Regions from separate parts of the Homo sapiens genome. Here region 1 is linked to region 2. A link is a loop called in an ENCODE intact Hi-C map of the cell type or tissue named here. Cell type or tissue: heart right ventricle. All regions are shown on one strand. Links, peaks and the distances in the headings refer to the core of each region. The heading gives the core; the rest is flanking DNA.

Region 1 (15,763 bases), core at 4,853-12,852, 1.1 Mb after region 2:
ACAGAGATAAGTTAATGTGATTACAATATACTAATGTATATAAAACTAGTATAAATATTATAGCTATGTTTAAATTAATCACAATAGAAATTAGTTTGTCCTATTTTACAGAAAATGACATAAAAATTTTTATCTCGTGAGACATTTGTGGTTGACTTAACCATTTAAAATGTCATCTGATTTTTAGGACAGAAGAAACTTAGTAAGTAAACACAATCTCCTCGGATCTTATACATTGTCAAATTATTTCTTAAAAACAAGCTCAATTTCACAATCACTACCTTCTTCATTTTAAGCAAATGCTTAAATGAAATGGCATCAAAGAATAGCATATACTTAATTAACTGTGAGTACCAAACATTCAGCAGATGCCTGGAGAGATCTTAATTTGAAACAGGTGTAAACATGTAAGTATTTGTAAACAAAATTATTTTCTTAACATCTTAGGACTATAAGGAACTTCTGTTTGCATCACTCAAAATCATAAAAATTCTAGGAATTTTGATGGCAAAACAAGAAGCTGGTTTGCTTAATGTTAAAAAAAAAAATCAAAATCCTTCTCTTACCATGTTCTTCAACATGTTCAATACATAACTTCACAAACTTTGGTACTGTGCCATTCTCTCTCTGACACAGATTAGCGAGATTGGATCCAAATACCTGATCTGAAAAAGATTTATTTTTAAAAAGTCAATCACCTTGCTGAAATTCAGTTCATGAAATGGCTAACCATTCAGAGTGCAACAGAAACATCCAGCGTAACCAAATATTGTTTAACATGGCCCTATGCCTTATGCAATATGCATCTTGCCTACTTCTTTTCACTTCAAACAATTCGTTTCCAAACTCATACAAACCCTTACTCACTCTTGCCTGAAAATTCTTTGTACTTTCTACTGCTTTTGCAGAAAGCAATTTTCTACCCAATTTGGCTCCTTCTTATCACTCCTGGTCTCAGCTAAAATGTCACCTACTTTAATAACCCCTCTGACCATCCTTACCTAAGAGAACCCAGTTCTAGACACATTCTATTTTATTACTGTGTTAGATTCACAGCATTTGTTACTATTTCACATTATCTTGTCTACTTCCTACTTGAGTATAAGTTTCATGAGGGAGAGGACCAAGGACCATGTAGTTCCTGAACACCAACAGGTATTCATAGCACCTAGGCTTGTGCCTGGCACTTAGTAAATACTTGATTATTTTAAAAACTATTAAAATAAGCATATGTCCGTCCATCACGTACCAACATTTGATTTCACAAAATACATTTCAAATACTCTTCTATTGATCTTTCAACCCAACAGTTTTGAAATTCCATATTAGTGGTAAATGTTCAGGAAAACAAACAATTTGAAGTGATGAATAAGGACATAAAGTGACAACAGTTTATATTTCTCAGGGAAAAGGCCTGGTGAACAAATTAGCAACAGTTTCTATTCACTTATTTGCCAGGCTTTTTTTTTTTTTTTTTAAGTTTTTAAAGACTCTGAACTCATCATACAAATTCAAATGCTTTATTGGAGAGTACCTAATTTGAATTAATCAGCTAGTCTCTTCCTAGAAGTCTTAAATACCTTTTTTATTTTATTTTATTTTTTTTAAGACAGTCTTTCTCTGTCACCCAGGCTGGAGGACAGTGGTGCAATCATAGCTGCACTGCAGCCTCTAATTCCTGTGTTCAATCGATCCTCCCACTCAGCCTCCTAAGTAGCTAGGACTACAGGTGTGTGCCACCACACCCAACTAATTCTTTGTAGAGAGAGGGTCTCTCTATGTTACCCAATCTGGTCTTGAGTTTCTGGACTCAAGCAATCCTCCTGCCTCCCAAAGTGGGGGGTTTACAGATGTGAGCCACTGCACCTGGCCTTAAATACCTTCTTAATAAAACTGGCTTGCGTGTTTTAATGCAGATGCTTCACAAATAGATGGTCTTTGTTAGAAATTTCATAATAATCAGAGACAGAGATATACATTATAGACTATATTATCTTTACTTTTATTTTTATTTACAAATAAATGCCATTGTTTTAAGTCAGGTATTAGAAAATTTTACCTTTGGAATTAAACACGCTCGTAAGAACTACATACACAAGTAATGTGATTTTTTTAAAGAATATTTTCCTATAAAAAAAAGATTGTTAGTCCATTATAGTGCTTATAAATGAAATAACAGGCAAATAAATTAGTTAGAAAAAAACACCTTATGCTAATTTTTCAGTTACCTTAAATGACAGCCAAGGGTAAAAATTATTTGTTCATTTTTCTTTCTATTGTTAGTGATATTCAAAATTTCTTATTTATTGTGATCTTTGCATCTCAAAACTAAACTTTTCATTGTCACAATTTCTAAAAGTCTGCCACCCATCACATCCATGTAGTTCCTCTGAAACAGGCTTTCTAAAAGTTTAGTGTGTTATTTATGTCTGTCCACTACTTTAGTTAAAATAAACTTTCAAAAAAACTATTTTAATTACTTAATGTCTTTTAATCACTGTACTTGAATACATGAATAAAGAATAATATTCTTACTGTTTGAAAATGTTTGTTTTTAATTTGAAACATTTTATTTATGACGTAGGCCAACATTCATTATTATCAACAATACTTCTCCTACCAACCTTTAATATAACCTTTTTCACGAACAGCTTGCAAAGTGGGGCGTCGTGTAAGAAACTTCTTTAAGTTTTTCTTGGTTTTTTTCTGTTCTGAAGAATCTATGCTAGATACTTTAAAGGCTTAAGACAAAAAGACAGGTAATGAGCATTTGTAAAAATAAAGTTTTTTTGATACAAGTTTTTCCAGCTAGCATGCAAAACACATTAACCTCATATGTCAAGATCATAGTACAATTCAGTTATTTTAACTTTAATGTGGTTTAAGGACAAGATGTGAAGAATTACATTAACACAGACCCCATTTCAAAGTTATAAACCAAACAAAACATTTCATTTTTATCACTAAAAACAGATGACAACTGTACCTTCTATGGTATATCTGCCAAGACATCCCTAATTTACTCTAACATATTCTTTATTTCATAAATGATTAACTACTTATCTTTATTGATTCTCCATCAGTTTTAGAAGGTAAAATGACCACCAAAAAGTAAAAATACATAAAATACACAACAAAACAATCCCTATCTTCATTGAATAAGAAAACTGGATATACACACAAATATATAGAGATATAAATATAGACATATAACCATCATAACTATTATACTTGTATTTTAAGCTAACTTTCATCATAATTATTTGTACTCTAAGCTACAAATGGGACTACATGGAAAATGTCCTCCATTGCCTTTAGTCTTGATTTTTCTGTTATAGTAACAAAAATTCAAAAGGTATATTTCTTGAAAATAATTCTATTTGGGGGAAGTTGAGAGCATGAAGAATCTATAATATAGAATAAAAAATAATCACTTTTTATGTTAAATTGCTACCTGTTGACAATGTCAGTAATAGGCCTAAAGTTCATTAGAAATACAGAAAAGTAGTACTGATTTTCTAATCATTCAGTTAATATGAAGGCCAAAAAGTTCTCAGTTAAACGTGGATTTGTTAAAATAGACTGAACAAAGTACCAAGTCACAAAGCTAACGGCCTATTTAAGCAATGTAATTCATAAGGGGCCAACATTAGAAAATGCTTTTCTTAAAGCTGCTGGCTTTTGCTATGCTCCTTTCTGTAGTAAGATCTGGAGATAGAAACGCTTGCATCTGTTTACATGCACAGACACATCCTAGTCCAGAGATGGATGCCTGGTGTCCAGTAGGAAATTATGGTACATATTCCATGACTTTTGACTTCTTAAAAAGTATAAGATTCTATGTAGAATCTTAAACAGTAAGTATATATTTTTAAATCAATGAAGTTCAGCTTCCTAGAGGCCTCAACAGAAATGCACTATACTTCTTCTCTGAAAGTAGCACAATACCTTAAAATTAATGTGATGCCACAGGATGCATACTATGAGGCTGAAAAACGACAATAATGAGTTAACAAGAAGAAAGAGCGCTGACACACTGAGACTGCACTTGGTTAACTGCACAGCCCTTTTGTAACATTGGACATTCCATTCAGCTTTTATATATGTATTTAAAACCTTCAAAAAGCTAAGAGAACAAGCACAAATCCTTAGCAAAATAGGGAAAGGACAACTTACAACGAAGCTTTTTGGGATCCTTTTGTTCCTTTTCTTTATCATGCTTTTCTATTCCTGGTGAATCCGGTATCTCCTCTTCAATTCCTTCATCAGTTTCTACTGCCTATTGGTTAGATATTTCCCAAACACATATTACACTTCTAGTATTACTATAGTTGGAATGGCATAATTCTCACAATGACTATTGTAAATGACTCTTCCAAACAATTTTAGGAAACCAATTAGTATACAGTATGTATGACTTAGATATTTGATAAATACTTTTTTTCTCCCTAGATGGCATCAATTTTGATTTTTTTAAAAAAGAAATTGTTGCTGAAAATTCACAGGATAATGGGTTAGTTTACACTGATGATGAGGCTATCTTGCCTCATTTTAATCAACTGTATATTAGTGACACTAACAGTTAAAAGGTTAAGGCTATAATCTATGGTGAAAAACACAATAGAGCTACATTCTCTGACAACAGTATAAGACTTCTACACATGGACCTGACAAGAGTATTACCCTGTAACAACAGGACAAGACTCATACTTCAGATTCACGGTTGTCAACGGAAAGAAATCCTAGAGCGGCCAGGCGTGGTGGCTCACACCTGTAATCCCAGCAAAGACTTTGGGAGGCCAAGGCAGGCGAATCACCTGAGGTTATGAGATTGAGACCAGCCTGGCCAACATCATGAAACCCCCTGCCTCTACTAAAAATACAAAAATTAGCCGGGCATGGTGGCACACGCCTGTAGTCCCAGCTACTTGGGAGGCTGAGGCAGGAGAATCGGCGTGAACCTGGGAGGCAGAGGTTGCAGTGAGCCAAGATCGCGCCATTGCAGTCTAGCCTGGGTGAGAAAGTAAGACTCTGTCTCAAAAAAAAAAAAAAAAGAAAGAAAGAAAAAAAAGAAAAGAAATCCTAGAGCTCATCTATAACTAAGGTCGCTTGTACAGATTAAAGAATGACTGAGTTCTCAAAGCTAAAAACCTTTGCTCTGCCTTCACATGGAGATCTTTACTCCACCTGGAATTTATTTTTGTGGATGGTTTAAGGAAGGGTTCCAGTTTTTTCTTGGATTCCCAGCTGCACCAGCACCATCTGCTTCCTCTACAGTGCTCTATCTGGCACAAAGTGTCCACAGGTACGTGAGTCTGTTTCTAGGTTCTTTATTCTGTTTCACAGGTATGTATGCTTATCCCTGCACAGATACCATACTTTATTAATGAATATGACTTTTTAAAGACTTGACATATGATGGTGCAAGTCCTTTTACTTTCTTCTTCAAGAGTGTCTTAGGTATTCTTAGTTTTTTGCATTTCTATATAAATTTTAGAATAAGCTTGTCAAGTTCTACCAGAAAAACTACTGGGATTTTAAATGAGATTCAAAAATCTCGAATCTGTAAGTCATTGGAAGAAAATTATATCTTTACATTATTGAATCTTTAAATGCATTAACAGAATATACTTCTCATTTAATTAGGTTTTATTCAGTGTCTCTCAATAAAGAGTTGTAATTTTCCCTGCAAAGTTCTTGCACCTCTTGCTACATTTAGTCCTTGGTTATCTTCTGACACTTTGGAAACAGTATGTATTTTAAAATTTCTTAATCAAAAATATAGGCCAGGTGCAGTGGCTCCACACCTGTAATCCCAGCACTTTGGGAGGCCAAGGCTGGCAGATCACTTGAGGTGAGGAATTCGAGACCAGCCGGGACAACATGGTGAAACCTCATCTCTACTAAAAATACAAAAACTTAGGCAGGTGTGGTGGTGGGTGCCTGTTATCCCAGCTACTTGGGAGGCTGAGACAGGAGAATCACTTGAACCCAGGAGACGGAGGTTGCCGTGAGCTAAGATCATGCCATTGCACTCCAGCCTGGGTAACAGAGCAAGACTGTCTCAAAAAAAGAAAGAAAGAAACGTGTGTGTGTGTGTGTGTGTGTGTGTGTGTGTGTGTGTGTGTAAAATCATCTCTCTTCACTTGGCTTATTCCCTGAGCCTGTAGGTCTCAATTAAAAAACAAAACAAAACAAAAATCCACTTTTTCTGCAAGGCCTTCCCTAACTAATACACTAGGTTTGCCCCTACTTAATTGGTGTTTTTACAGAATGCTGTACCCCCCTACCATCGTAACACTCATCACATTTCATTTTATTAACTGTTATCTGTCTTGAATAATCATCTGTCTGTGGCTATAATCTCAGTCTAGGAAAGTGCAGTATCTGACTGTGTGCTGCTATGTCCCCAATGCATAAGGCATTCACATATTTGTTAAATGAATGCATGCATACTTGCTTTCAAGAGACAGTGAACAGACTACTGTGACTAGAGCTGAAAGTCCATATTGGGTAAAATAGAAGGTGCATTTTGAAAAGACAGATTGGGCCTACACCGCTGAATTTTAATGAATCACAGCAAGTTTCTGAGCAGTAGGGGATTAGAAAATTGACATTAGGAAGTTTCATATGGCAATGGCATTAAGGATGAATCAGTGATAGGTAAGATTAAATAAGGAAAAAACTGTTTAGGAGGTTACTCTTATTTTGGTATTAAGATATAAAGGCCTGCCCTCATGGTTTCAGGAATAAACGGAAAAGAAAGGACAAGATTCAGAAATATCATGCAATATTACAAACTACAAAGGAAGAATTTATATATAGCTTCATAACTAATTTGCTAGAAGAGGCAAAGTTCTCTTTTATTTCCTATCAGTAGTATCTTTCATTTCTGTCATTAATATAATATGATCCTCAATGAAGAGCCATGTCCCCATATGGTGAAAGGTGAAAAGGAGAATACAGAGTATAAAAAAGTGCAAGCCAGGCACAGTGGAGCACACTTGTAGTCCCAGCTACTTGGGAGGCTGAATGGGAGGATTGCTGGAGCCCAGGAGTTCAAGGCTGCAGTGAGCTATGACTGTGCCACTGCTCCAGCCTGGGTGATGGCGAGACTCTGTTTCAAAAAAAAAAAGTACAGCTCCCAGCTGCTTACTAACGTTCTTACTAACATACCTGCAGAATATAAACCCAGGATTATTTTTGGTTGTTGTATATAAAGAAGAAGAAATATACTAGGAACACAAGGGTACTGAACAGCTTGGAGGGGAGAGGCGGAAAAACTAGAGAACTGTCACTAGAAAAGAAAAAGTGCTAATGAAGAGACTACAGCTTCTTTCATTTCATAAGCTCGCCTCAGACTTCTTCCACCAAATAGTATTATTTCCAACTCATTCAGTTATTGAATAAATACTATGTAGTAAGCACCATTTACCCCTTCTTTTTGAACTATTTCTTTTCAGCCAATGCCTGATGTGAACATTATTTCAAATCCACTGGTAGCAAACATCACATAAGTGAGAATGTTAAATCATTCACCAGCCCTGGGGGGCTGCTAAATTGACCATTGTTTTTTCCATCTCTGTCAAACATATATAAAGTGCCTTTTCACATATAGATTGCAATCCGGATATCCAATAAGCAATTAAAAAAAAAAAAGAAAAACAGCTCTGAAGTAAAAATTTTACCTAAGTCAACGACATACCTGATTATTGATTGTACTACTAAGAACTTTAAACCAATCATTAATAACAGTGTCATTGTCAGACTGAATTAGCAGTTCTGTTCCTTGACGAGTTTTCAGCTTTAGAGAAAAGCAGGGAGAAAAAAGAGTATGGTCAGTTTGTGCTTTCAGCAAAATACATGAATACCTTTAATTCAAAGTTAACAAAACCACCAAGAGTAGCTGCCATATATTATGTAACAATGATGCAAGGTTAAAGGACTACACGGCTATGGAATACCTTTTTGGTTTACAATAATATCAGTTGAATAAAAAAACATAAAGTTGTTTCTCATAATAAATTCTCACAAAAATCTAATAATTTAGGATCCCAAACACCATCACACAAATGCCATAAAACCTGCTGAAACTAGTACGTTTATCACTTAAAAATCTGTTCAAGTATCAAAGTGGTGCATTCTAAATTAGGATAAAGAAATAAAATCTATGACATTTTTACACAACCTGAGAAATTTTTTTCTGTCTCTCTGGCTAAAAAATACAGAAGAAAGAATACATAAAGACTTTCAATATTTCCTACTTTGTAGGTAAATATAATGGCTTAGTACAAAGAGCAGGCATAAATGTCACACCCCTTTTGGGCGGAAGTATTACTAAATTAAGTGTCAGATCATGAGCTGAAGTAAGAATACTATGTTTATTCTATATGAAGGCAATAACTAATTTATGTACAATCTCTGTTTTGCAGTTTCTTAAACTTAAGTGAGGAAGAATTTTGACACATTTGTGGAAAGCACTCCTCCCATTTTCCGATTAAAAACTGATTTTTTTTCCTAGAGGAAGATATGGCAATGCTTCCCAAACATTCTGAAAAACATAGTCCTCAAACATAGTTTCACAAATAATGTTTTAAAAAGGTACCCTCAAAAAATAAATTTTTGAAAAAGGTATATAATATTAACTTGGAAAATACTGGATTGAAGAAAATATAACTAGATTCTCTCCTTCAAGATGTCACAGGCTTTTGATATTCTAGGGTGCACTGTGATTTTCTAAGATAGGAATAAAATATACACTGCTTCCCAAATTTATTTGACCATGAAACCATTTTTATTCTTGATTTACCTTTTGAAACTACAAGGCTAATTCAGGAAACAGTGACTTCTTTCATGCACTTTTCTAGTGTTGGTCAAGCCAGTTTACCAATATTGAATGTTTACTGCACATAAGATACTCTGCTCTGTTATAGGTTCTTATTTAAAGGAAAAACATAGTCTCTTTACTTAAGGGAAAAACAAAAAAATTGTAATTATCTAATGAGAGAAATAATTGACAAATGATAACCCAAGTACACTAAATATTATTTTTAAATAAATATTTATTATTATAAATAAAGAAGTAGCCTCATTGTTATGGTGATGCTTGTCATGAGTCTTGGAAGAAAGGGAGCATTTGGCACGGAGAGATTGGCATGGGTTGGTGCTCGAGGCAGAACAATAAAGAGTAAAAATCAGACAAACCAGAAAACCTGGGCTCCACTTGGAAAACAGCAATTAAACCAATCTGTCTACACAACACAACAGGAAAGCCCTGAGACATGAGACTACAAAAAGAGGTTGGGATCTGGAAGGCTGTCCACAAAATCAGTCTTGGATCTCTGTAACCACACCCTTCTGGAATGGGACAGATAATGCTGCTCTTCTGTCAATAGGCTGCCTCTCTTCCCACAACTCTGAATACTTGGCTAGTCTCCTGAACAGTCTTAACCAATGAATACTCTGAAAGTAATGTGTGACTTCCAAATCTAGGCCCTGAGAAGCCCTGCAGGTTCCACCCTCACCCTCTTGGAATCCTGAGGCCGTCACTTGATGCAGCCTGGGGTAGCTCCCTTGAGAATGAAAGATCTTGCGGACAAGGAGGCCTAGCCAACAGCTGGCACCAATACTAGCCATGAGGTCACTTGAGACCATCCAGTTCCAATCAAGCCACTAGACGACTGAAGCCTCATGAATAGTCCTAAGTGAGATTAGAAGAAAAATCACCCAGCTCAGCCCAGGCCAGGCTGAGCAAACAAAATGGTTCTTTTGTTAAACCACTAAGTTTTGAGGTGGTCTCTTATGCAGCAATAAGTAACTAATACAGATCATATATTACTGGGGAGGGTTTTAAAAGATAAAATGGAAAGGTTTAAAAAAAAAAAAGGCCTTTATTTTTTAGACCAGTTTTTGGTTCCAGCAAAATTGAGAAGAAGATATAGAGATATCCCATACACCCCCTGCCCACCCCCACACACAGCCTCCCCATTATCAACATTCCCCTTAATTTACTTTTTAATATTAGATTTGGTAAGTAAAGGGAACCACATCCTTTTTATTATTGCTGGCAAAAGATAGGATTTGTGAAACAAAGGCTTGTAATATACAGTCTGAGTTCAAACAACTTATGCAAATAAAGCCAGTTTTTACACCAGTTTTTTCTTAAATTACAATACCATCTAACTTAATCACCAACTTTGCCTTAACTAGTCACAATGAAAGACTATTTCCCAAAATAGCTCAAAAAACAGAACATCCAATTACTACAGTTTAGAATGTGTTATACTTAGAAAAAAATGTATTACCTCAAATACATTCTTTTTGCTGGATTTATCCTTTGAAGCCATCTCAATTGTTGCCCCCTTGAGGTCCACTGTGAACTCTGGTTTGGACTGATTACTGCCAAACTTCATTTTTGAAAAAGAAAAAAAACCTTCATGTGATACTCACATATATGTGTATTCAAAAATAATTAAGAACAATTTTATATTAACAATAAATCAAATAGATTTTCTCAAATTCTTCTTTTTCTCTATTATAAAGTAACAATTTCTACTTTAAAATTGAAAAATATCTAGAATATATGAATACACAATTCACAGAAAACAAAATGACTCAACTTCCATCATATTATATATATATATATATATATATATAAAGCCAAACTGAAATTTTTTTTACCCACCAGAGTGGGAAAAAATTTTTTCAAAACTATGTTGGTGAGGCTATAGACTAAAAAGGCCTCATATGCAAGTGGGATATAAACTGGAACTACTCCTAGAAAAGAAAAATTGGTAATGCTATATTTGCAAATTTACAAATGCATGTATACTTTGGCTTGGCAGTTCTGTATCTTGGAATTTATCCTAGACTACACATGACTATGTAAAATGCTATGTACACAAAGGCAATACTCTTATATATGTAATAAACAGTATCAGGTAGATAACAAGCGCATTTTCTACCTAATAAACATTCTCTAAACCTGATTTTGTGCTTTCAGAAGTATTTCCTTATTGAGTAGTTACGCTGTTAACAACAACTTGTGGAAACAGAAAACACTAAGTCCCATGTTCTTTTATCTTTGTCAGAAACTGTAACTAGAGACAGATGCTATAAAGCATCAGCAATTTAATGAGGAACTATGAAAAGAATGGGAAGACAGTTGTTACGGGTGGGTTCAGAAGTACTTAGCTAGCTATTATATTTTGTTAACTAGATAAGGAAAAGATTAGCAAAAGTAGTAGAAAATTTATGTTAAATATACACTTACTCTGTACCTTGACATCTTTAAATTTGTTTAGTCTGTTAAGTATAAAAAGTAACATTCCTATGGTATTGAAAAGTTTAAAGGTTTTAAAACCCTAAAGTCTACTGAATTGTAATCTAAAGATCATAAAAATCTGTTATAAATATTTCCTACAGAGAATTTCATTTGCTAAAAATATTTTCAAATCAAATTAATTTGTCATTAGAAATTATCTTACCCAACTTTGTGATAACTTATTCACTATTTGTAATCTCAGTAACTCTATTCAGGAGCTTCACATTTAAAATACAGTTTGCCTCAACCTGTTCCCGTTTACATCTTTTTAGCTATCAGTGTGAACTTAAACAAAAGTTAGGATTACATAAAATTTATTAGTGGAGTCAATGAAAATTTTGAGATATTACATGGAATTTATTTGTGGAATCATAATAAAAATCACAATAGAAATTGTAACTGTATTCTACAAAGTCTTTGCCTGAAGTACCATTGTCAATCGAAAGACAAATTAAACATAAAGCTATATGTTGGGCATAACTTTCTGAGCAGAAATGATGTATTGCAAATGTTACCAAACTTGAACATACATTTAACAAAATGACAAAAATCAATTATTTAATTTATTGTCATCATACACGCTGTAGATGGGTAGCTCTAAGCTAAGATACAAATAAGCAACCAAATAAGATATAGCAATTAAATATAAATACAATGACATGACATGGAATGCTAAAAAAAAAAAATGCAATCAGTATAGCTGGCAACATTTCGTTAGTTATTATTTTCCAAAATCTAGTCCCACTTTTCTCTACTGTAATCAACCTCCCCACCAATGTATTCATCACAAAGAAAACAGAATTATTGTGGCAAAGGGCATGCAACAGGAACACATACAGTGACAGCTGAAACAGGATCAGACTTTACATATGCAACAGCAGGCCGACGACGGACAGAGTGTTTCCAAGAAGAAAGCAGCGAAAGCAAGAGCTCAGAGACTGAGCCTTGTTGGCAGAAGGACTTGATGGAAAAGGGAAGAAAATGATGATGTCATAACAATGCACAACAGCAAAATGACACACAAGAGAAAAGCATAATGGAACCAGACAAGACAAAGATACAATTCTATATGCAGACATACAACATAAGCAAAGCTCAACTTCCAAATAACTTTGCAAAGGTCCTAGAATTTATCCTGATGATTATTACATAAATTTATGTTTCATTTTTAAGATGAATGCTTTATAGAATTTATCTTAAACAGACTTGTGTTAGCCATTGGGAGGAATCATGTCAGGCCCTTTACGATCTTGATTAGACCCTGTCCAAAATCCCCTAGCTTCCTCCTCGTGACCTGCTGAGTAGTATCTTCTGGTGTCCCTTTCCAAGTCATCTGTTGGGAGTAGCCCTACCATCTAGCCTGCCTTTCCCTTCCTCTAGGACACTGATACTTCCTCTAGGAGACAGGGAATTTTGTCCTCTGGGGGACATCTGGTAACGTTTGGAGATATTTTTAGTTGTCACAACTAGAGGCGGAGTGCCAGTCATCTGCTAAACACCCTACCACGCAAAGGACAGCCCCACCGACAACAAATAATTATCTAGCCCAAAAGAGTGACTATTTTTAGAAATTTGAAAGCATGTACAAATGAATGTTTGAATAACTACCAATATTTATGGGTTGATTTTTTAAATGCTCAAGGAATATGATGAATAATAACTGAAAAGAAGCACAACATATGTCATGTCACACTGAACCTGTTCACTTGTCAGTCTTCCCCACTACTACGTAAGCTTTGAAGCCAGGGACCATGTTATTTCTTTCTAAACCCAAAGCTTAACAATGCCCAGAACACAGCAGGCTTTTAGGTCTGTTGAACAAACAAACAAACATACAAACATACATTTCTGAAGTGAGAAAAAAACAAATACAAGTTTATGTTAAGTGATATAGCAATCCAGTGGATAACCGTTTTCCAGAAAACCAGTGGAAGGTATCTGTCCTAGAGAAGAAAAGGCTCACTAGATTTTTGGATGAGACAGCACCAATGTAAAATATTTCTTATAAAGTGGAATTGCATGCAGCCTACGTGCATTTCATTTACTCAATTTTAACCATCCACTCTCTGCCAAAAAAAAAAAAAATCAATACGAACCATGAATAATTTTTTAAAAATAGAACTTTGAATAGCGTGGGTGACTGTGCTCAGCGTTCCATTCATGAGTACCTGCCCTGGAGTGAGTAGAAGATTTGAACCTGCTATTTCCTCAAGTGGATCTCAAGTTTTTGTACTAAGTGTGAATCTAATTTTTAAAGAACTATATAGATTTCTCCTATAATGTGGCCCCTTAACATAAGCCATTCAAACTCAACTGAAGGAAAAGCTATTCCTTCTAACACCAAAGGAAATATGGGCTCTGCTAGAGATCAGCTTCTGTATAGCATCTTCCTAACGAATATTCAAGAGCAGTTTTCACTTGAGGTGACTGTTGGTTTTTTGGCTTACATTTTAGCCTTAGAATCTTATTCTCAGGTAAGATGTGATTCTGCTGTATAAAGAGAATATATTTTACCTATAACAGATCTAGTTGGTGACTGAGCAGATCAACAAAGCTAGAATTCTTTAACATTCCTTTCAATAATCCCAATTCCAGAGTTAAAGAGCATCTTGTATGTTTCTCTAAATTTTGGTATTTATGAATGTTCTTGGGTCATAATACATTATACGCACTTACATGATTTTTAAATACTCTTACTTCCTTTTACTTAGGCCATTCAAATTAGTTCTCGCTCCCTTAAATATGTAGCAATGGGGAAAACAAAACAGTCTGAGGTTTTAAAATTAGCCATAAAATACAAATTAAGAATTGACTGTACAACCAAGCATTTCACCACATCTTTAATCTTGTTTAGTCTTTACTGAGACTATAAAATGGTGTGGTTATGTTTTTTAAAATTATACCTGTCTGAACTGATTATATTAATACTATATCAATAGTAATAAGATGTCATTTGAAAGGTAAAAATTAAAATAGTGATTCCCTGTAATTAAAAATTCATTGAGAATTCTAAAATTTCAAATTGGCTTGCTCAGTAAATTTTAAACTATGTTTCGGCTATTGCCACATGGTAACAAAGTAATACAACCTTGGCTGATAAACAGAAATACCTCACCTCCTTTGTCAGTATTAGTTTTAATCATGAGTTCTGAATCGTGTGTAAGATCTTCTACAGTGAAAACTTTAAATAAATTTTAAAAAATGTAACCATCCTGTACTAATGATTATGTACTGGAAGGTACTCATTTAACATCTTTAAATTCAAAATAAGTTTTCATTTCATCTAAATCACATACAAACCTGCCTACCTACAGGATGCTCTGTCTAATGGCTTCATCTGTTCCTGCTACAACCTTCAATCTTTAAGTATCAGTAATTATCAAATAAGTGACCACTATCCAGCTTTCTTCAGATACTTTTAAAAGTGACTTATTAATCTCTTATTGCTTCTCCATTCCTTTTCTTTCATCCATTTTCTTCACTCAATTTGAAATAAAAGTTGAGCCGTAAATAGGAAGAAAGAAACAATTACACAGTCCTCTAGAAATGCATTAACACAAAAGAGCCCCACATGTTTCACCTCGAGGAAAAGGAGAAAGACATAATTATCCATTTACTTTAAGATATATCAAACCAAAATTTCAACCCTTTCACAGGTCATTTCCACTGGAATGGCTGAACAGGGAGCAAATTAAAAGATTAGTAAAACAAAACAGAAGAAACGATCTAGAATGTTCACATCCGTGCTCAATTCATGTGGATTTTTAGGTTTCCTCATCAGAGAAGCTGAGGAATAATGTGTTCTGTGGCATTTGGGGTTCAGAACCATGTTGCATGGCTGCATTATAAATGTGGATGACTAAAATTTGCTTAAATTTTATAAATGGACTTTTCTTTCATCAAACATAAGATCCATAGGTTTTGTATTAATTTTAAAGAAACTCATTAATTGTAATAAAATATTGGTTACGGTAGAATATGAGGTAGACCAAATACATTTAGAATAATTTCATTTTAAATTTTACTTGAGCATTAGCACTTCAAACTCAATTACCAAAAACTTTTAGAAATAGCCAGAGCATGGATTCTAGAGCCAAAAAGCCAAAGTTCTAAACCCAGACCTGCCACTTGGTAGCTGTAAGACCTTGAACAAATTATTATACTTAAGTGTTTTATACCTCATTTTCTCATCTATGACGGGGGAAGGGCGAAATCAGAGCAATAGCTATCCCAGCGTTAAGGAGACAATATATACACAATCCTCTGCACTGACAACATATGTGGGATACAGAATGAGCATTCAAAAAATGTAGCTATTATATGTCACAAATTATAATTTTTAATGTTTGCATTACAAATAACTGAAGAGTAGAGTAATGATAGTAAGCACTCAAATATATAAAAAGCTTCAAAATCCCACAAGTAATGTGACATTTCTTT
Region 2 (15,763 bases), core at 3,832-11,831:
GTGATCATCATAAATGATGCTCTTTAGAAAATTCCCTGGGCTCAGCTGACCCTGGTTTTCCTTCGCTGTATTTCCCCAAGATCATCTGATCATAAATAGAACTGCTAAGAAGTTCCCCTCCCATCCCCTTGTGACTGCAGAACCTTACAGCATGATATAATATAATATAATATGATATAATAGTCCAATATCCTGTATAAATTCTTCTAGTCTTTATAAGAATTCTGCTAACTTCCCTGGCTGAGGTTCTTCAACAATCCCATTGTTTCTTTCTCTCTGATAACAAACATAATGTATGTTTATGGTAGAATATTAGGAAAAGCACAGAGGAGAAAAATTAAAGATCAGGCCCTCTCTGAACATGCAGAGATAGTCACTGTAAATATTTTGGTGATTCTTTTCCTCCAAGCATACACAGTGTATCCTTCTCTTGTAAAATTGAGATCACATGATACAATGTTTTTTAAGTGACTTTTTGCATTAAGCAATGGATCCAAAACACATTCCACAACATGATTTGTGGGACTGTGTATTGTCACATTTCATGGATGTCTCAATACTTACTTAACCAGTCCCCTTATGCTGGACATGTGTTTTCTGTACAAATTTTGACAGTGCAAGTGGTGCTGTACTCAGCAACTCTCCACTAACTTTTTTCCTTAAAACAAATCCTAGAAGGAGGCTGGGCGCGGTGGCTCACACCTGTAATCCCAGCACTTTGGGAGGCCGAGGCGGGCAGATCACGAGGTCAGGAGATAGAGACCATCCTGGTAACACGGTGAAACCCCATCTCTACTAAAAATACAAAAAATTAGCCGGGAGTGGTGGCAGGCGCCTGTAGTTCCAGCTACTTGGGAGGCTGAGGCAGGAGAATGGCGTGAACCCGGGAGGCGGAGCTTGCAGTGAGCCGAGATCGCACCACTGCCCTCCAGCCTGGGAGACAGAACGAGATTCCATCTCAAAACAACAACAACAACAACAACAACAAAAAAAAAAAAAAAAAAAAAAAAAAACAGAAAAAAACAGAATAAATCCTAGAAGGGAAATGGCTGAGTCAAAGGAGATAGGATTTTTTGTTTGTTTTTTAGAAACAGGTCTCACTCTGTCGCCCAGGCTAGAGTGCAGTGGTACGATCCTAGCTCACTGCAGCCTCGTACTCCTGGGCTCAAGGGATCCTCCCGCCTCAGTCTCCTGAGTAGCTGGAACTACAGGTACACACCATGACATCTAGCTTTTTTTTTTTTTTTTTTTTTTTGAGACGGAGTCTACCTCTGTCGCCAGGCTGGAGTGCAGTGGCGCAATCTCCGCTCACTGTAATCTCTGCCTCATGGGTTCAAGCGATTCTCATGCCTCAGCCTCCCGAGTAGCTAAGATTACAGGCATGTGCCACCACTCCCAGCTAATTTTTGTATTTTTTTAGTGGAGACGGGGTTTTGTCGCCATGTTGCCCAGGATGTTATCCATCTCCTGACCTTGTGATCTGTCCGCCTTGGCCTCCCAGAGTACTGGGATTACAGGTGTGAACCACCACGCCCGGCAGCAAGATGGATTATTAACTCAATCTCCAGCTCCTCAGCTCTCCCCAGAGCTTGGAGGGCGAGGCTGAAAGTTCCAGGTTTCTAAACAACGTTTGGTCTTTCTGTGACTAGCCCCCATCCTGAAACCATCTGATCTGCCCGCCTCAGCCTCCCAAAGTGCTGGGATTACAGGCATGAGCCACTGCGCCTGGGCAACATCTAGCTAAATTTTTAAACTTTTTGTAGAGACAGTGTCTCACTATGTTGCCCAGGCTGGTCTCAAACTCCTGCCTCAGCATCCCAAAGTGCTAGGATTACATGAGCGCCCACAACACAGGTTTTGATACTTACTGCCAAATTGTTTTTCCCATGTCTCATAACAGAATGTACTTTTACAAGCAGCCTGTACAAGTGTCCATTTCACCAGACACTTGTCATCAGTGAGTGGTGGTTTCTTTTCTCTTGTCTCTAATTTTAAATGCAATAGTACACGTTCAATATAGTGAAATCCATCTTCAGACTGCATCGCCGTCCTGAGCAGCCCACAGATGCACAAAAGACAGCACTTCTGAATAACCACAGAAATAAATAGACGTATTTCAAGGCAAATGGAGTGCTGAAATAGGTTTTGTCAACCAAATGACAGAGCAAAACTATTTTTTTCTTTTGAGACAGGGTCTAACTCTGTCACCCAAGCTGCAGTGCAGTGGCATGATCTCTGCTCACTGCAGCCTCACTTCCCAGGAGCAAGTGATCTTCCTGCCTCAGCCCTACAAGTAGCTGGAGCTACAGTCATGTGCCACCACGCTCAGTTCATTTTTGTATTTTTTTGTAGAGACGGGGTTTTGCTATGTTACCCAGGCGGGTCGTGAACTACTGTGCTCAAGTGATCCACCCACCTTGACCTCCAAAAGTGCTGGGATTACAAGCGTGAGCCACTGCATCCGGCTAGAACAAAACTTTTTTTTTTTTTCCAGACGGAGTTTCGCTCTTGTTGCCGAGGCTGGAGTGCAATGGCGCAGTCTCGGCTCACTTCAATCTCTGCCTCCTGGGTTCAAGCAATTCTCCTGCCTCAGCCTCCCAAGTAGCTGGGATTACAGGCATGCGGCACCACTCCCAGCAAGTTTTTTGTATTTTCAGTGGAGACGGGGTTTCACCATGTTGGCCAGGCTGGTCTCAAACTCCTGACCTCAGGTGATCCACCCACTTCGGTCTCCCAAAGTGCTGGGATTACAGGCGTGAGCCACTGCGCCCGGCCACAAAACTATTTTTGTTCACACATTACAGATGACAGTGCGAAGCGTGGTCCTACCCCTATGTTTAAAATAACCTATTAGTGAGCAACAATGTCCCCAGCACTTATCACTCTTTCCACTCTGTTTCTGGTGGCATAGGCTTCACACTGCACAGGGTCACATTTTCAAATCTTATTCCAAGGTTTGTTCTCCCACCGTCTTATATCTCCTAGTTCTCACTTAAGGTCCTGCCAACTTATAGCTTTCTATGTCTTCCCTAAGCTGGGGAAAAAGGCAGGGTGGTAATGAAAGTTCTTGGCTGGGCGCAGTGGCTCATGCCTATAATCTCAGCACTTTGGGAGGCCAAGGCAGGCGGATCACTTGAGCCCCAGGAGTTTGAGACCAGCCTGGGCAATATGGCAAAACTCTGTCTCTACTAAAAATACACACAAACACACACACACACACTTAGCCTGGCATGGTGGTGCACGCCTATAGTCCCACCTACTTGGGAGGCTGAGATGGGAGGATGGCTTAAGCCCAGAAGTTTGAGGCTGCAGTGAGCCGTGACTGGACCACTGCACACCAGCCTGGGTGACAGGGCGAGACCCTGTCTCAAAAAAAAAAAAAAAAAAAAAAGACCTGGCAGGAGAGCAGTGTGGACACTGTCCTCCATCAGAGCGAAGGGTGCGTCTGCTGTGTGTCTGCTGCCTCCCTAACACTGACTCAGGGGTTGGGGACCAGACACGGCATTTGGATGCAGGAAAATGCCGGTGACTCATCCTCCTCTCGAAGGCTGGGCCAGATCACAGCACACTCTTGAGGTGAAGGTACCTCATTTGAAATTCACCAAAAACTCCCAGCGTCTCAAACAGTTCCTTCCGTCTGAAAAGTTGTATAAGATTTGTCACAGTTGGCCATCGCAAGTTCCAGCTCTAGAATTTAATCATCATATTGAACAACTAATTTCTAAATTGGTCTGTGATCAAGACCGCTTTGTAGGACTATTAATTGCTTGAAGTTTGCAGCCAGAAAATATGCGACAGCCTAGATTTTATGGCTCGTTCTAGATAATAGTGACATATGACTGAGAAATGCATCTGCTTCCCAACTCCATAAATTGGATGTTGTTTATAATAATGTAGCTAGAGCAGTAACACTTTATCTTAAGAGCTGCTGTCCCCACGGAAAGTCATTATTCAGTGTACACTTGATAAATTGGTCATCATTCACAGGCAGAAGAGAAATTGATGTGTCCTGTTTTATTTACAGAGGAACAGGCAATATGTTATCTGCTTATTGGACTGATGTTTTTCCTACCAGAAGGATTATGTTGCCTCCTGCGTGTCACTCAGAGAATTTTGTCAATGTCATCAGTCTTAAAAGCTTTATTGCCCGGAGCATAGGAAAAACCCTTTCTAGTCCCAGAATGATTTTCAGAGGAAGACCTTGGAAGGAGATTCTCTTTAGATACAATTTAATTTCTTACTTCCCAAATGGAAAAACAAAGAGGAAATGATAAATGACCAAGATAAGCTTTGTTCCCAACACTGGCCATGTCATGACAGGCAAGGCCTGATTTCACTCCCCACCCCCTTCAATACAGAAAGACAACAGTTAACCGTGGTTCAGTAGATGCTGTGCTGCTGATCGAGGCTGGGCCTTCCAGCCCCATGGACAAGCATCCTGACAGTGAACTTAGCAAGCTCTCCCTGGAAATTAAAATCTAGCTGAAAGGAGAGCATGACATCACTGCAGGAGACAGAGCCGTGTCATGAATCTCCCACTCTGGAGGCTCTGGGCCCACCCCTGGGGTATAAGCACTGTGGCCTGTGTACTCTGCTGCAGCTGGAACCAGAAGGAAAGCATCCCGGGACCCTGGTTTCACTGATTCTCTTCAACAGCTACATGAACTTGTGCACAGTGTGCTGGCAAAGTGCACAGGAGCTAAGCATCCTTTGAGAATGGCAGTCAGGCAGGACCTAGGCTCTAAGTCACCCTTCTCACAAGGTCTCAGGCTCCTCTGAGGCTATGGAGACTTATCCTAACATCTAGTACTTTCCAAGCACTAGATTCTCATGATGTGGCTCTCAGGTCACACAGCAGCCTCACAGTTTTCAGCCTCTCTTAACTCAATATAGTAATTCCCTACTCCCACCCTCCCCTGTGCCTTTTAAAAGACAGGGTCTCACTCTTTTGCCCAGGCTAGAATGAAATGTTGCGATTACAGCTCACTGCAACCTCGAACTCTTGGACTCAAGTGATCCTCCCATCTCAGCCTCCCAAGTAGCTAGGACTATAGGTGCTCACCATGCCCATCTAATTTTTAAAATTATTTGTAGAGATGACATCTTGCTTTGTTGCCCAGGCTGTTCTTGAACTCCAGGCCTCAAGTGATCCATCCACCTCTGCCTCCCAAAGTGCTGGGATTACAGACATGAGCCACCGTGCCTGGCTGTAATTCACATTTAATTAATCTCCAGGCATTCGCTGAATCTCCAAGGCACGTATGACATCATGCTATCAGGACGGGGTCACAGATGTGCAACTGCAACCACACGTGTACAGCATTCCAACGTTTTCCAATGCTTTTCCATGCACTGTCTTGAGATGATGCAACCATTGATCACAGTGGGAACTAAGAAACTCCTGCTCCACCACTGCCTGAGTGTGTGCCCTTGAGCTGCCTCTGTGTGGCTTGACGCCCGTCTTCTCTGTAGAAAAGCAGGGCCTATGCTGGTGCCAATGCAGTTGGGCTTCTCTGAGGATCAAATGAGATCACCCACAATGAGCCTTCATTCGGTGTTCCGGCCATCATCCCACTAACCCTACTCCACAAATGAAGAAATACTGTTACAGGGGTGTCAAGAGCAAGAAGTCTAATATAAATAGCTTCAGTGGATATAGCATTTTCAGTGTTTTCAGTTTTCCTCTGCTTTCACACATTTTTTTCTCAGTTTATTTTTTCATACCCTTCTTCTTTTTACAGGTGAGGAGATCAGCAGATAATGTAGGGCAGGGTTCTCACCATTGACATTTGGGGCTGAAAAATCTTTCTGTTATAGGGAGCTGTCCTATGCATTGCAGGACGTTTTACAGCATCCCTGGCCTCCAAGGCCAGTAGCGCCATCCCGGTTGTGACAACCAGAAAAGTCTCTGGTCTCTATAGTCTTCTAGGGGAACAAATTGCCCCCAAGCTGAGAATCACTGGGCGGGGGTGATTTGTTCAACAGCTAATGAGGAGCAGGGAGGCCACGGCTGGACCCCCAGAGCCCCAGAGCCCCCACCTGCAGATGGCTCACCCCCTATCACCACTGTACCTCCCTCTCCTCAAAGGAGTTGTTACAGAGTTGCAGAGGCAAAAATACTAGCAAGTTCTATTTGATACATAAATGCTGTAGGAGTTCAGAAAAGGGGGCATTTGTGATGAAATTCAGGCTAGACAAGATGGTTGAATGAAGGAGATGGAATGTGGCCCGGATCCTGCAGGCTGAAGGGGAGATACAACAGAGGGAAGACCATGTAAGGTGTTGCAGCTGAAGGAACAATGTGCAATGAAGATGGACAGAGGGGCGCGATGAGGACAGAGGGGTCTGCTGTGGAAGAGGGGAAATGAAGCTGGATGGGCGTGGGGACAGGGGACTCAGAACTTGGGGAGCCGTCAGAGGAGCCTGAATCTTATGCAAGACAAAGTCAGGCTCTGAAGGCTCAGCAGGGCTGGTCCTCACAGGGTCCTGGGGGTGTGGGGGTGTTGGAGACCTGCCTGGTAGATGTGCAGGAATCCTGGTGTGAGAAATTCATCTAGAACAATACAGTTCTCCTGTGACCTGAAGAAGGTGCCTTCTCTGCTTTCCACCAGTACTTCTGGTGGGACAACAAACTAAGTCACCAAGGAAAGGTGCTATGTATGCAAAGCTTGGTGGCAATTAAGGGCTCAGTGAGGCAGTTGCATGCAAAGCCCTGCCCCAGGTCCATCTCTGAGTCCAGCTCTGCTCAGAAGCTGTGGCCAATGACTTCTCCTTAAGCCTGGCCAAGTATCACAGAAGCCATTGTTCTTTTCCCACAAGCCCTCCAAAGACAACAAGCAAATGAGTCCTGGATTCGGCTTCTTCTGGGTTCTGAGAATGAGAGTGCAGAGGTGTTTGCTGTAACCACTATTTGGGGAGTCAGGACTTCCTGAGGCAGGCAGCAAATACCCACAGCTTTTACACTCCTACTCCTCAGGAAATCCAGCCTGAGAGAAAACTGAAAAAACCCTCGCCGTGTGCAGGTCATTGGTCTATTTTTATTCTACATGTCGTTGCTTGGTGCACATGTGTCGGTCCCATTGTTCACCTGTGAGAATTTCAACCCAACGTGTGTTTGGGAAGATGTTCTCAGCATTTCCAGTGTGGACATGCCAGTGAGTTGCTGGCAGAGTTCAGAAAGTAATAAGCCATCTGTGTGTGAGGTCCCAGATTGGACAACTTTTGAGAGAAACTGGTGATTCTGCCAGTGCGCTGTAAGACAGAAGCATGTCCTTTTTGTTTTTGCAATATTTCAGTAGACTAGATCTTTCTCCCACGTGGCCGCAAACCATTGGCTGAGTTGTGAACACATTTTTCCAGAAGTATTTACAGTTGCTGGGTACCAGGCTCCATGCTCAAGGCACCATCTCCGGAAGAGCCCTGAGCAAAAGAAACAAGCAGAGAAAATCGACCTAAAAGGACAAAGCACATTCACAGATCTTGGGAAGTTGTGCCCCATGCAAAGCAGAGGCGAGCGGCTCCTCTTTGCTGAGGATGCCTCCAAACCACCGGTGCACAGAAGTGGCTCGCAGACCCAGGCTGCTCAAATTTTGGTAGCTCAGCTTAGGAAAGCAAGTGTTAGGAAGTGAAGTAGGACCAGCTGGACGAATTCTCTGAATTTATTTTCCATCATCAGTTATTTCGGAGTGCCAAGAAAAAAATGTGCATTAAAACCTCTGAGATTACATCTCCTATAGGTACATATGGCCCAATGGGCACGCACTTCCTGCATGCCATAGAGACAGGCCACCAGCAGAGGAGGCCGCAGGCTCGGACAGAGAGCTGGGGCTGTGCGAGGGGAAAGAAATGCCTGTTTGTGTCAAGCTGGGCCAGAGCTCGCTGGAGGATGCAGTTGATCAGAAAACTATTTGGCTTGGACCCCACTTGACGAATTGACAGAGCCTTATGTCCACAATGAAGTCACATCCAACAAAAAGTGCCTTGGCAATTAACAGAGATTACAAAACCAGAGGAAGAAAACTGCAGGGCGGGAAGGGGGAGCAGGTACCAGGAAGCTCTGCTTTCTGGGAGACAGTGCCAAGGCCCATGGAGCTTGTGTCGGCTTTTAAAAGCCCCTTCCTAGGTCTTTTCTTCGTTTCAGGCTGCCCCTTGGTCATTCTGCAGATGAAATTGTAGACTGAGGAAGGCGCAGTGAGCCTGTGGGCTGGCAGTCCCTCTGACTTCCCTCAGCGAGCTGTTGGCTCCAAGAAGGAGTCAGGAGCTGGACCCATTTGTTGCCCAGAAGGGGGACTGTGGAGGCCAGGCTGAGATCTTCTCCAGGCAGCAGAGCCTTCCCAAGGCTGAGGACCCATGAGATGTGACAGCTCACGAAAATTAAATGTGACTGCAGCACAGTGCCGGCATTATCTGGCCCCAGCGGGCAGCCGGCGGCTTCTACTGCCCTTGGGTCTAGTGGCAGCGCCAGAGGGACAGCAGGACTGGAATATGCTCTGACAGACGCCCATTTAGGAAGGTGCCTGCCCATCCGCTTATCAAACAGCAAGCAGCCCCTTATCACTCCAAACACAGCTCAAATGAGGCCCTGCCTCTTAGCCTGCAGGCAGCCTCAGAGATTGATTGGACGCTTGCTAGGAAGAGAGCCTGGCTTCTGCTAAGGAAAAAATGGGTGATTCCTTGGTACAGACTAGGGCTTTTTATTTCCTCCTCCCAGAACAGGTTGGGTGGCTGCGCCTTCCTCTGTGGGACTGGGCGGCGTGGGCAGAGCTGTCCCTGATGGGCAGGCTCAATGCCAATTACAGACCACACAGAGTGGCACAGTGGTCATCACCCCTCTACCTGTTCAGCCAGACCCTGCCCACCCCAGCCAGGCCAGAGAGAAGCCAAGGCCCTGGCTGCCTGCATCCACAGCGTTCCCTGGTCTGGCTTTGTTGGGAAGCCCTGGAGCCACCACGGAGCACAAAGCACCTGCAGTCACCCAGCCCACCTCCCACCTCCCGCTCACTGCAGGATGGGGCTAGACTCGCTGCAGGCTGAGCCCTTTTTTGCAGAAGCAATGTGATGGAGAGAATAATCATTTTTTCACCAGTCATAAAAATGATCCGTGGCCCAGGAGAAATCAGAGCGGGCCTGGTAAGCATCTAGCAGTGGCTTAATCAGAAATTCAATATTCTCTACCTTTCCTTTGTATTCACGATCAGAGCAGCTCTCCTAACAGTGCCGATGTCAAGTTCACGGGCTTTACCTGCAGCCGTGTGCTAAGCCTGGTGATGAGGGTGCGGGCCCCGGTGTCTGATTTATCGACATTTGGGTGTCGATGCTGTGGCCGGCCTTCCATCTTCTGGGGAGTCTCCTCTGCTGTCTCGTGTCCCCACAGAGAGATGGAGTCCATCCCTGCAGGCCTGAAGCAAAGCCCCCAGCAGCGGCGACAACCTCTGATTTCCTCTGTGTCATTGGCAAGCCTGCTAGTTTCCTACCTGCTTTTCTACCTCTTTATATATCATCCTGGTCTTCTAAATAAATCTGGGTTGTCTTTAAGGTGCTTATAAGCAAATGAAAGACAGATCTAAGGGAAAGAGCATTAGATTTCCTGCCTTCCTTTTCTTATTCACATTTTTTTTAAGACAGGTTTCCCATTTGCTCCCTGGGCTGCCAAGGGCATAATGTACAGAAGATAAAATATGGCAGCACACTCTTCTTTCTCCTCTCTGTATCAGCACCCCGGGGCTCCTGTTTCAGAGGATATGTTCTTTAAAATCATTGGCCCTGATCGCACACCCTCCCCAGGGAATTTACAGTTCTCCCTCCTCCTTATTCCAGGCTTGCAGCCAGAAGATGGGGTTCACCACACTCCCCTTTGTCCTTATCTCCAGATAGCTGTGACCTCTCACACATGTGGGTACGGCAACCCTAAGACCCCAGTTAAATGTCTAGAAAGGCCCCATCCATTGCGAGAGAACCACTCCTCCCCGACCCTCTTACTCCACAAGGCCAGTACTGTGGCCCCTACTGTAAACTCTCAAATCCTGGGTGCCTCACCTGCTCTTCTGGGCTTTGGAGGGGAGTCACCAGTGTCTCACGGGCAGTCCCTTTTAACTGGTGAGCTTGCTGAAAACAGAGGCCTCACACCTCCTGGACCAGGACAGGGATCCACAGGAGGCGAGGTAGAGTGGCCAGGAAAGCCACAGGGAAGTCAAAGGAGGCAAAATACAAGTGCCTGTGTGCACAGGGCTCTGCCCACGGAGCTTCGAGCCACATTCGCAACTTACTGAGAAATGCCCGTGGGATTGTTCACCAGCCATTTAACTAACCTGTATGTACCCGGTGGGAGCTTTAGTAGGGAAATTTCAGCTGGAGATGCACATGTTCCTTCCTGGCTCTAGGTGCTGCCATGGCCTGGACCCTGTGCCCACCCTGGGTTGGGAGTGTCTGGTGTGTTCCCTCACCTACCCTCCCCGGGATCCCGTGAGCCAGGGGTGATGCAGCTGTTTAGCAGATGTGGAAGCAGATTAACTGGTGAGGGTGGGAATTCACCTTCCACCTTGCTGAAGTTTGGTTTCATTTAATATTCTCACCATCAGCCAGTTCCTGGGGTGAGCTCCACGCAGCTCTCTGAAGAAGGGGCAAGAGGAACATTAGGCTGACAGAGACAGGGGGTGAGAAGTCCACCTGCTATGTTCCGGACTATTCTAACACCCAGCCCCACAGCCCACCCCCAGCCCATGTACCCACTGACTCTTGTTCCTCTGCGGTGGCCTGTGCTGGGCCCATCTGAAAGGAGAACTTCGCTCTCCTGGTGCCTCCATCCCTGTGCTCCTCCTGGGAGATGGAGAATACCACCTCTCCAGGCCAAGATCCCCCTGTTTATTTCATCCCTTCAAGGAGGGGTGATGAGGGTCAATGTTAGTCAGGGTTTTGTTTTCCAAAGGCTAGAAGCAAAGTTAGGACCACAGAGGCCTCCTTCTGCGAGCCAGGAACAATACACAAGTGGGCTGTTCTAATTTCATTTTCCTTTCTCTCCGAGCTCCTAAGTTCACTGCACAAAGCACATGGAAAGGTAATCTGTTGCTACCCAGATTGACCTCTCTGCCCACACACATTCCCTGCTTCCTTAAAGGATGGAAAGGAAAGGTAAAAAAATTGCAAAATTACTGCTTTGGGTTCAGGAAATCCCAGCTCCTGGAATCGATGGGTTAATATGGGGTCCATTTATAAATTCCAGCTGTTGAGTCTGTGCTACACGGTTCATGCTCCACATTCCAGCTGGAGGCCGTGTAATCAGCGTTGGAATGGGTAAAAAGGATAATATCTTGAGCTGTTTAATTTTTGTTCCTGCTTCCCAGTGGGCCTATCCTAAGATTTCAACTCCTTGCCTCAGCTTGGATGGGCTAGTGTAAAGTTACTTTCCAAAGAAGCCGAGAGAACATTTCGTGTAAAGAAGGTGTGGGGCAGATGCCATTGGCTTGTATTTGACAGAGAACAAGTTTCCACTTAGGGTGGGGCCCGCCTGCCTCAGGCTCCTGCTGAATGAATCCCAGCTGTGCAGGGCTGGCCACTGACTGCCTCTAGCCCACTTTGGGGGAAGAACTCCTCCCTACTTAATGCTAGGGCATTTGGGAACCAGGCACAGACAGCAGGTGGGTTTTAGCCAGATGCAGAAATCTGACTGTACACCAAGAGGGCCCAGCCAAGTCTAGAGAGCCTTGTGGGACTCCTCAAAATGAAGGCAGCATTAGCATGTTATGGAAGAAGGCAATCGGTAAAGCAAACAGCAAGTCTAAAGGGAAGAAATGATGGAGCCGTCAGAAAGGCTTGAGAACTCTCCAGGCTCTAAGCTTCAAAGAGGCCGCTCATGTTATTAATTTCCCAGTTACCTTGGCCAGAACCTACACCAACAGTCAGAGTTCTAAGAAGTGATGAATCTAAGTTCCAGTCCAGCATAGGCCAGTAAATAGTGTTACCTCAATTTCTTCTTTTTATCTTTTTTTTTTTTTTGAGACAGGGTCTTGCTCCATTGCCCAGCTGGAGTGCAGTGGTGTGACCACAGCTCACTGCAGCCTTGACCTCCTGGGCTCAAGTGATCGTCTTGCTTCAGCCACCCGAGTAGCTGGCACCACATGTGCACATCACCATACTTGGCTAATTTTTAAAATTTTTTTGTTTTTGTAGAGATGGTGTCTCACTATGTTGACTAGGCTGCTCTCAAACTCCTGGTGTCAACTGGTCTTCCCACTTTGCACTCCCAAAGTGCCAGGATTATGGGTGTGAGCCACTCAGTTTCCTGTTAAATGAAGACATTGGAGTGGATGATCTCTAAGGTCCCTGTATTAATCCATTTTCATACTGCCATAAAGAACTGCTTGAGACTGAGCAATTTAAAAAGGAAAAGGTTTAATTGACTCACAGTTCAGCATGGCTGGGGAGGCCTCAGGAAACTTACAATCATGGCAGAAAGCGAAGGGGAAGCAAGGTACATTCTTCACAAGGTGGCAGGAAGAAGAAGTGCCAAGCAAATGGGGAGGAGCCCCTTATAAAACTATCAGACCTCATGGGAACTCACTCACTATCACGAGAACAGCATGGGGGAAACTGTCCCCATGACCCAGTTACCTCCACCCGGTCTCTCCCTGGACATGTGGGGATTACCAAGATTATGGAGATTATAATTCAAGATAAGATTTGGGTGGGGACACAAAGCCTAAGTATATCATTCCCTTTCAGGTCAATTTTGTCTGAGACTCTCTAAATTTGGTTGTGATCCATTTGACCAATAAGCATCTTTCTATGGAGATGCGTTAACATATACTAACTTGCCCTTGGGAAGTACTTGTCTCACTATTTCCCCAGAAATGAAGAAGTTGCGTAACAACAAATAAACTACTGTGAACATTATTTGTATTGTTAGTACTTAGTAGTAGATAAATAAATGTGTCTTCAGAACTGGTGGAGTTTTGTTAGGATAATTTCTAAGAAATACCTTGTAAATAAACATTCAGCAAAGACTCAACAAAACGCTTCAATCCATCATTTATCTACAAAAATTTCTAAGCAATGCCATGCAGGTAATTGCTGTATCAAATACTCACAGACTTGTATCTTTTGGGGATTCCAGTTGGTCATTCAGTGGACATAACTCAGCATGAAGAGTTTCTACCTGAGTGAACAGGTCCAGGCTGTGTCTGAATCCACTTCACTGATGACCAAGAAACCCAGATCTTGGGACCTTTTTGCCCAAGTTAGCATGGATGGGTTCAAGCAATCAAACCCACCTTTTCCTTAATCACCGATTTGAAGCAGTGGTGGGTCCAGACATTACAGCCAGGGATGGCGGCTCTCCGGCCTTTAACAGAGAACCATGTGTCCTGCTTGCCTATGATGCTACTGCTCCCTTAGAAACGATATCTATGCCAGGTGCGATGGCTCATGTCTGTAATCTCAGCACTTTGGGAGGCCGAGGCAGGCAGACTACTTGAGATCAGGAGTTTGAGACCAGCATGGCCAACATGGTGAAACCCCATCTCTACTGAAAATATAAAAATTAGCCAGGCATGGTGGCAAGCACCTGTAGTCCTAGCTACTCAGGAGGCTGAGGCTTGAGCCAGAGAGGCGGAGGTTGCAGTGGGCTGAGATCATGCCAATGCACCCCACACTGGGTGACACAGTGAGACTTCATCTCAAAAAAAAAAAAAAAAAAGAAAAGAAAAGAAACTATATCTGTGTGCTTTGAGGTTGGGCTCAGTGGCTCATGACTGTAATCCCAGCACTTTGGGATGCTGAGGTGAGTGGATCACTTGAGGTCAGGAGTTCAAGACCAACCTGGCCAACATGGTGAAACTCTGTCTCTACTCTACTAAAAGTACAAAAATTAGCAGGGTATGGTGGCACATACCTGTAGTCTAAGCTACTCAGGAGGCTGAGGTACAAGAATCACTTGAACCCAGGAGGCAGAGATTGCAGTGAGCTGAGATCGCACCACTGCACTACAACCTGGGTGACAGAGTGAGAATCTGTCTCAAAAAAAAAAAAAAAAGAAAGAAAGAAAGAAAAAATATAAACTATATATGTGCTCTTTGATTTGGCTATACATAGAGGATTTTAGAATTCCAGTAAATAATTTCCTAAGTATAGTTCTGTGATGCAGAATGCTATTCAAATCATTTATTCAACACATTGATCAAATACCTATTGCATGTCTCACAATATTCTAGCCAATGGCACCACCCACACTAATGAATAAGACTGATGAAGCTCCTGCCCCCACGAAGTTTACAATCTAGCAGAAGAGACATTGCTAACTGTGAGTGGGCTGCCCATAACCAACTCCAGGGGAAAGCTGGACTGTTATCTGGCTGAGGACAGAAAAATTCCCTTACACTGAGATGGGAATCTAAAGCCCAGTGGGGAAATAGCTAGCTAAATTATGACCTGAGGTCATCTGATTGAAGTGCTTATTGAGGGCAGGGCTTGGGGGACTGGGCTGAGTCTGCCACAGAATGATGTGCAGGACACGAAGGATTTCAGGGATTCTAGGATGAGGTGGCTGCCTATAATAGAATTGGACAGTTTATGTGAGAGGAAAACAAAGTTAAATCACTAACTTTGCTTCTTTTTGTGTGTGTGCATGTGTGTGAGACAGAGTCTTGCTCTTATGGCCCAGGCTGGAGTGCAATGGCACGATCTTGGCCCACTACAACCTCTGCCTCCTGGGTTCAAGCGATTCTCCTGCCTTAGCCTCCTGAATAGCTGGGATTACAGGTGCCCCCCCACCATGCCCGGCTAATTTTTTTGTTTTTTGTTTGTTTTTTTTTTAGTAGTGACACGTTTTCACCATGTTGGCCAGGCTGATCTCGAACTCCTGACTTCAAGTGATCTGCCTGCCTCTGCCTTTCAAAGTGCTGGGATTACACGCGTGAGCCACCGTGCCTGGCCACTAAGTTTGCTTCTTAAGGCATTGACTGAAACCCCAGGTTTAACTCTTGAAGGGGTGAGCCCCACCACTGAGCTGGTTGAGAGAGTGCTGTGGAAATGGCAGTTTTGTGACTCCAGGATGGCTACGACAAGGACCCGATTATGGAAATAAACACCCACAACGGGACCAAGTCCCTGCAGAGTGAACTTGCTCCCCTAGCCCCTCATTGCTGCTTATTTCCAGAGTGTGGCTCTCAACACCTCCCACAGATGCTGTCAGGCACCTCACATCTTCCCATTAAATGTCTTTCTTTATAAACTCACCAGAGTTAGTTTCTGCACTTGTAATCTAGATCCCTAACTGGTGCAGAAATTGGATATTCCATAAAATAATACAAACATTCTAAAAGACTTAAGGGCATGCAGCAAGGGAATGAGTAATGAAAACATTATAGCATTTCCCGTAACCTTTCTGGGCAACTTTCAGTTTCAAGGCAGGGCTTCCATCAGGCCAAAGGTTGGATTGCACACCTCCTGTAGGCCCAAGTTTTGGTATGCCTTATGATGGATGCAAATGTAGCTCGGGACACCTCTCTCTAAGTGCTGTATAAATAATCCAGCGAGTGAAAAAAGATTTGCATGTATGAAACTGGAGAAAAACAAGCATCTCCATATAACCAAGTGTGCAGTGCCAGACCCTGGACCTTCTTTATTGCTAAAAATGCTCACAGTCATCAGATCCTTCAGCAAGATGCAATCTTCTTTCTGGTGGGGGTGTCTTGTCTCGATGTTGATGGCTGCTGAGTAATCAGGGTGGTGGCTGCTGAAGTTTGGGGTGGCTGTGGCAATTTCTTAAAAT

Evidence for each region. Peaks named below come from ENCODE experiments on the same cell type or tissue, not always from the same donor. Only the 100,000 strongest peaks of a DNase experiment are listed, where the experiment ranks them.
Region 1: it touches region 2 in a loop (3-fold over the local background); 45 of 110 quality-filtered maps call a loop at or near these places.

What each region holds. Positions count from the first base shown.
Region 1 is chr10:31,810,083-31,825,845 of GRCh38, forward strand. ARHGAP12 (Rho GTPase activating protein 12) reads right to left here. Exons shown (of 20, transcript NM_018287.7): 12 at 10,305-10,406; 13 at 7,706-7,804; 14 at 4,177-4,279; 15 at 2,625-2,741; 16 at 567-665. Among named protein-coding and RNA genes, the nearest start is that of MACORIS, 110 kb to the left of the region's middle. In heart right ventricle, for the core only: no CTCF peak of the experiment used is centred there; a DNase peak (open chromatin) is centred at 9,625; H3K27ac peaks cover 2,736 bases.
Region 2 is chr10:30,744,253-30,760,015 of GRCh38, forward strand. No RefSeq gene overlaps it. Among named protein-coding and RNA genes, the nearest start is that of LINC02644, 29 kb to the left of the region's middle. RefSeq lists an enhancer at 7,064-7,123 and silencers at 7,858-7,907, 10,482-10,581. In heart right ventricle, for the core only: CTCF peaks have their summits at 7,794 and 7,997; DNase peaks (open chromatin) are centred at 7,829 and 11,499; H3K27ac peaks cover 3,699 bases; H3K27me3 peaks cover 295 bases.